Regions from separate parts of the Homo sapiens genome. Here region 1 is linked to region 2. The links are chromatin contacts, found by POLR2A ChIA-PET in ENCODE. All regions are on one chromosome and are shown on one strand. Each heading gives the region's core, a stretch centred on a gene start or an enhancer-like site at or near the end of the contact. The rest is flanking DNA. Distances are from core to core; before and after follow the strand shown. Region 1 overlaps IRAG1 (inositol 1,4,5-triphosphate receptor associated 1). Region 2 has its middle 10 kb from the start of AMPD3.

What was found. ChIA-PET counts read pairs that join two places held with the same protein, here RNA polymerase II (POLR2A).
Region 1: POLR2A ChIA-PET joins it to region 2 with 11 read pairs in Panc1. The contact joins two enhancer-like sites. POLR2A ChIA-PET finds 5 or more read pairs at or near these places in 4 of 52 experiments (AG04450, MCF 10A, Panc1 and 1 more).

The regions. Positions count from the first base shown.
Region 1 is chr11:10,580,501-10,583,395 of GRCh38, forward strand. IRAG1 (inositol 1,4,5-triphosphate receptor associated 1) reads right to left here. Exons shown (of 21, transcript NM_130385.4): 19 at 1,367-1,486; 20 at 1-89. All of the region lies in intron 1 of IRAG1-AS1 (IRAG1 antisense RNA 1), which reads left to right. Among named protein-coding and RNA genes, the nearest start is that of LYVE1, 13 kb to the left of the region's middle. Within about 2 kb of position 1,316, at least 19 of the 41 ENCODE cell types and tissues checked have a DNase peak (open chromatin) inside an H3K27ac peak, as active enhancers do.
Region 2 is chr11:10,443,778-10,446,603 of GRCh38, forward strand. No RefSeq gene overlaps it. Among named protein-coding and RNA genes, the nearest start is that of AMPD3, 10 kb to the right of the region's middle. RefSeq lists enhancers at 1,171-1,450, 1,471-1,530. Within about 2 kb of position 1,259, at least 2 of the 41 ENCODE cell types and tissues checked have a DNase peak (open chromatin) inside an H3K27ac peak, as active enhancers do.

The sequences.
Region 1 (2,895 bases), core at 66-2,565, 140 kb after region 2:
CAGGTTCCTCAGGACTCTCACTCTTCTGTTCTTCCTCCTCCTCCTTCAGGTCTTGAAGTTCTTTGGTCTTCTTTAGACCTTCTTGGAATCTGGGGGGCAAAAAGGAACAGTTGAGTCTGGAAAGGGCAGATGCAGTGCATCCTTTCCTGAGTTCCTAGGGGAGGGGACTTGAGCAGCACCTCCAATAATTATGTGCTTCCTATGGTTCCACAAAACAGGAAAAAGCTGGGAAGCTCCACTGAATCCTAAGGCAGCTCACGCCAGTACCATTTCCCCTCACTCCTCAGTCATCCTTCCTGTTTATGTGAAAGTGTGACAAAACTGACAGGGAAAAAATGTGGTGCAGGGTCTCCTGACTGGGTTCTTAACCCACAAAACATTCCGTAGGGCTAAGATTGTATTTGTTCTCCATGTGACCGTGGAGCTTCAGCCTCTCATCTGTAAAAGAGAGAGGGTGACACTCATTTCACAGGGCGTTGGAATGATTTTTGCAAGTGCCAGGCACATGGCTTGATCTAGAGAGGTACTCAGTAAATGTTTACGAAACCAATGAAGGAGTTCATGCCCATAAATTCCAAGGATAGAGCACAGTGGTGGGTGAGAAAGGCACGCTTTCAAAGAGAAACCCTTGTGGTTTTTCTCCCCCAGGGTCAATATTACCCCAAACATACTCTGTTCACTTGTCCTATGCTGAGTGTCTAACACTAGCAGTTTGGCTGGGCAAACCCACCACTGAAGCCCATGGGTTCTGTGCCAGTGGGAAGCTATGTCTTCCTCATGAGCTATGGAGACAGGAGACGCATAGGGCACCATACATGGTTGGAGGTGATTCTCTACCTTGAGGCTTGGTACCTGCTCAGGACTTGGTCTCTCCAGTGCTGACAACTGGCCATGGGTGCTATTGAAGCTCAAATGGAGGAGGAGGCAGTTCGAAGTTGAAGAGACTCCATTTATAGGAGGAAGGAGTGACCAAAGCAGTTCTAGGGAGCAGAGCTGCAGCTGCTCCTGGGCACTGCTGGCAGCAACATGACTGCTTTGAGCACGTGTCAGGAAGCCTCAGGCACCACCAAGAGGAACCCATCCAGGACCCCTGATTTCCAGACTATTCTGAGCGGTGGCATTCTGGTGGCTCTCTGCCTAAAAAGAGGGCAGTCTTGTTATTGTCTAACCACACCCTCTGACCCTGCTTCCTCCTGTCCTTCCTGTGGAACAGTCTTGCTCTTTCCTATGTAGTTCCTTCCTGTGGCAAGGAGGTCCTGCGGCCACTGGTTACTTCCCTAAAGCCTCTAAGAAACAAGAAAGACCCATGGGAAGGCATCTTCTGAGAACTGCCAGGTGCCCTTGGGGTGGCTGAGGTCTGACTCACCCCTTGCTGTAGGCTTCTTCCTCCATCCTGGCCTTGGTCTCCTGACTAAGCTCCTCCAGGCAGCTCAGGGTCAGCGCAGGAGCAGAGGCTTCACAATCTGGGTCCCCATTTGTCTTTCCACTAGTGAGAAGAGGGAAGTACAGGGCATCATTTCAGAAAAAGGTGGAGGCCTAAAAACAAAACCATGTTTTTGGCCCGATTCCTGATTAGGAGTGAGGAAACTCAGGCTTTTTCAGTAACTTTCAGATTTTTTCCCAATCCTTCTACCCTGAGACAAGATTTTATAAAGGTCCTAGTCCATGAATTTTCCCCAGCCCATTAAATACCTCACCAGCTCCCCTTCTCCTCATGCTCCCAAACTGGCGTTTATTCTTATTCCAGGAGATGCTGTAATGGGTGATCTACAGCGCTGAGATGAGGAAAATGGGGGCAGACCAGCACGTTTAAGGTCATTCCATTCCTGTTGTCTATCTTTCACCTGAAGACCCCCACTCATCTTTTCAAATATCCACTCAGCATGACTAAGCCACAGGCACATTGTAATGTGCTGGGGGCACATTAGAAAATAAAGAAATGGTTTTTACCAACATGGAACTTAGCAGAAGGAAAAGCCCCAAAAAAGGAAAGAAAAAATATGTGATTAATTACAAATAATAACTTTTATGAAAGAAATTCTGTACAGTGACAGAAAATAACAAGGAGAGAATGTGTTTAGAGTGAATAGTTAGAAAAGGCCTCTCTGAGGTGCTGAAGTTGAAGCACAGGCCTGAAGGATGAGAAGTCAGATGTATTAATAGCAGAGGAGAGGGTTGGGTGTGGTGGCTCATGCTTGTAATCCCAGCACTTTGGGAGGCCAAGGCGGGCGGATCACCTGAGATCAGGAGTTCGAGACCAGCCTGGCCAACATGGTGAAACCCCATCTCTACTAAAAATACAAAAATTAGCCAGGTGTGGTGGCACACACCTGTAATCCCAGGTACTCAGGAGGCTGAGGCAAGAGAATCGCTTGAGCCTGGAGGCAGAGGTTGCAGTGAGCTGAGATCGCACCACTGCACTCCAGCCTGGATGACAAAGCAAAACTCAGTAAAAAAGCAGAGGAGAGATCATTCCAGGAAGAGAATGCGGGTTATGTAAAGACTCTGAGACACAAAAGGTGCTGAGTTGTTTGAGAACTTAAAAAGAGGCAGTGTGGCAGGAGTTAACTTTTGGACAAGAGACATTTGCAATGCCTGTGAGGTATCCAAAGGGAGATGTCAAGTAGACAGTTGAATTCACCAAAGTGAGTCAGGGAAGTTTTAGCTGGAGATATTCATTTGGTGTCATCAGAACATAAATGTTATTTAAAGCCACGGGGATAGACAAGATTGCTTAGGGAGATAATATGAAGAAAGACAAGAGGAGGACCCAGGACCAAGTCATGAGGAACTCCACACTTGTCTCAGGTGGAAAAGAAGGCATCTTCAGAGAAGGCTGAGAAGTAGCAGCCAGAGAGGTAAGAGGAAACCTAGGAGCAGGTGGAGTCTTGGGAG
Region 2 (2,826 bases), core at 9-2,508:
GTCATACAATCATCACAATTTTTTGATTTCCCAAATTAAATTCTTTAAAAAATGTTTAAAAATTTTTTAAAAATTTTTGTTATTTTTGTTTTAGATTCAGGGGGTACATGTGCAGGTGTGTTACATAGGCATATTGCGTAATGCTGAGGTTTAGGCTTCTACCAAATTAAATTCTTAAATAGAGCCCTCTTTCCTGACCCAGAGATGTTATAGCCCCAGTGAGGTCATAGTTCGGCTTCTTTTTAAATAACAGGAATTCAGGAACTTGAAAAATCCCCATGCTTTTCTCTGGTATAATTTTAGCCACCCCTTCCTCCAGATGTCCCTGGTAGAATGCACAGATCTGTGGATGTATTGAGTGTTGATGGTACTGTCGAAGGCTGATGGTGGCCAGCCCCTGGAGTCTGACATTCAACTGGGAAGCAAACACCGTGGGACAGGAAGGCTACAGACCCTCACTCCAGATTCAGCTTTTGACCCTATTGCCCATTGAATGGTTGGGTGAGCAGTTCTGAACAAGGCACCAGGACGAAGGTAGCTTGAGACTAGGAAAACTAGAAGCTACAGCCAGGGAGGACTCCTGGGAAAGAGTATGGCCTAAGGGGAATGTGTGTGTGGTGGGCAGGTGGGCAGCAATGGGGGAGACTGCATCTCTGGGAGACAGAGGTCATAGCCTCACCTGAGTTCCACTCTACTCACCTCCCTCTCCCTGCTTCCAAAAATTTTAGACGGCTATGGTCAGCCTAGAATTTGAAGTCTGAATTTCAGATGATAAGGCAGAAGAGTTGAAGCAGATTGAGGGCAGAGAATTTGGGAAATTCTATTTGAAGCTGTGACTCTCATCTATGGATGTTCAGCTGCAGAGTCTCACCAGAATAATGTAATGTTGAGGCTGCTGGTGGCATTTTGGAGACTATGAAAGATACACAAACATGGAAACAAGATAGTGGTGACCTGGAGCAATAAACTCTACTTGTGTAGCTGAGGATGATCTTGTACAGAGTCCTGGCAAGAAGGTAGAGACGACAGGTCATTCTTAGATGGAGTAAAGGACTGCTAATTTTCAGACTTCAGTTTGATTCAGAAACTGTGTCCCTATCAGCAGACAGCCATGCCTGGGGAGCACCAGCCCCCTGCCATGCACTTAGATAATGGAGGGAGGGTTTTGTGGTCACATGTGGTAGGCCCCAAGCTTCAGATTCCCACTCATGACTCTCTTTCACTCCAGTCTGGTGACGAGTTAGGGACTCTAAGCTCAAGGACCCAAGGTTCCCCGAAACAGACTCAGCCCAGTCCTACTCCTGAGCCCTCTTCTTGTTGTCTCCTGACCTGGTGCCCAGGACACCCCCCCTCCCCACTTCCTGCCATAATCCTGAGTGCACGCACTCTGTGATGAGGCCTAGCTGTCACATGCACTAATTTTCAAAGTGCTCAGATTTGGTTCTCTTCTTTCTAGAAACCCATTTCAGAAAAAAGGAACCAGATCTTAACAGTAAGGAGACTGCTGTGCCAATTGTCAGACTCCAGTTTGCTTAGGTCTGATTGACTACACAGATTAAAATCCTGGGAAGGAATTAGGCTCAAACTGGAGTGGAGGGGTGGTGGGGGAAAGGCTTATACTCTCATTATGCCACAGCATCAGGGTAGGCTGCAATGCCCTTCCACACGTGGTGCCCTGAAAATGTCCCTGGTTATTCTTCTTTCAGCCATCATGTACTTCTGAGGTACCTATTTCTATCCTAGTGTCAGGCCATATGCCATGATTTCTGTCCACTCAATTAGCAGAAGGCCCCAGGGCACTTTGGTTTGAAAACTGGCTATATCTGATGAGGCTTTGCTAATGTGCTCTCAGAAGCAGAGTCCTTCTCTTATTGCCTCCTGTGGGGAGATTTGGACCTCTGTAGCAGAGAAGACTGTAAAGGTCGTAGAGAAACTGGGTTTTCGGAGGCTGCCATGCCCATCTTGTATACATGTATGCATTGTGCAACCATTATTCAGAAGGGAGCATAAGTCAGGGCATGGGAACAGAGACCCCAAACAGATATTGGCTTCCAAAAACGCTCAAATAACCCCATCCCCCAGTGCATTAGGAGTCAGAGTATTGTTGGAGGTAACCTGAAGCTCTGGTCCAAGTGCTTTCCTAGGTGTTCAAAGGTCTGAATGAGTGGAGCATCAGGCCGATTGGAGGAGAGGAGCTGACAGCACAGGATGTCTGTCCCTGGTGTGAAGCTGGAGGAGAGACTGGTGGTATTCCTTGGGGTGGGGTGAGGGTGACAGTGGGGGTGAGAGCTAGAGGGGGTGAGGGGTCGGGGGGGTGGTTGTATTGGCAGAAGACTAGTTAGGTGGTATTCTTGTTGAACTGAGGCAATGGAAGGGTTAGATTAAATCAGTGGTCTTCACAGGAGGTGTAGAATGTTCCATTGAAATGTAAAAGAAAAATTAAAACTTTTATTTTTACTTTTTTTTTAGTCTAAAACTAAAAAGCTAACCTTCACCAATGTTTACTATTATACATTTTACCCTCACTCAACTCATGCATTGGGTGTCCATGTCATGCATCATATCAGAGGCAAGTCAGGGAAGAGAGGAGGTTCTACAACATGGGGGATGGAGAAGGGGACCACAGCACCCTCCCTGGCCCACCTGCTTTCAAAATCTATTGCTAGGTCTTAAGAACTATTTGTGTCCTGGCAGTGGATAGACATATTATCAGTTTTCACTAAACTCTTCTCACAAAAGAGACAAGTGGTTTGAAGACATTCCTCAAAGGAACCCATAGACTGAAAATAATATGAACAATGTAAGCAAAAGCAAACTCAGAAAATG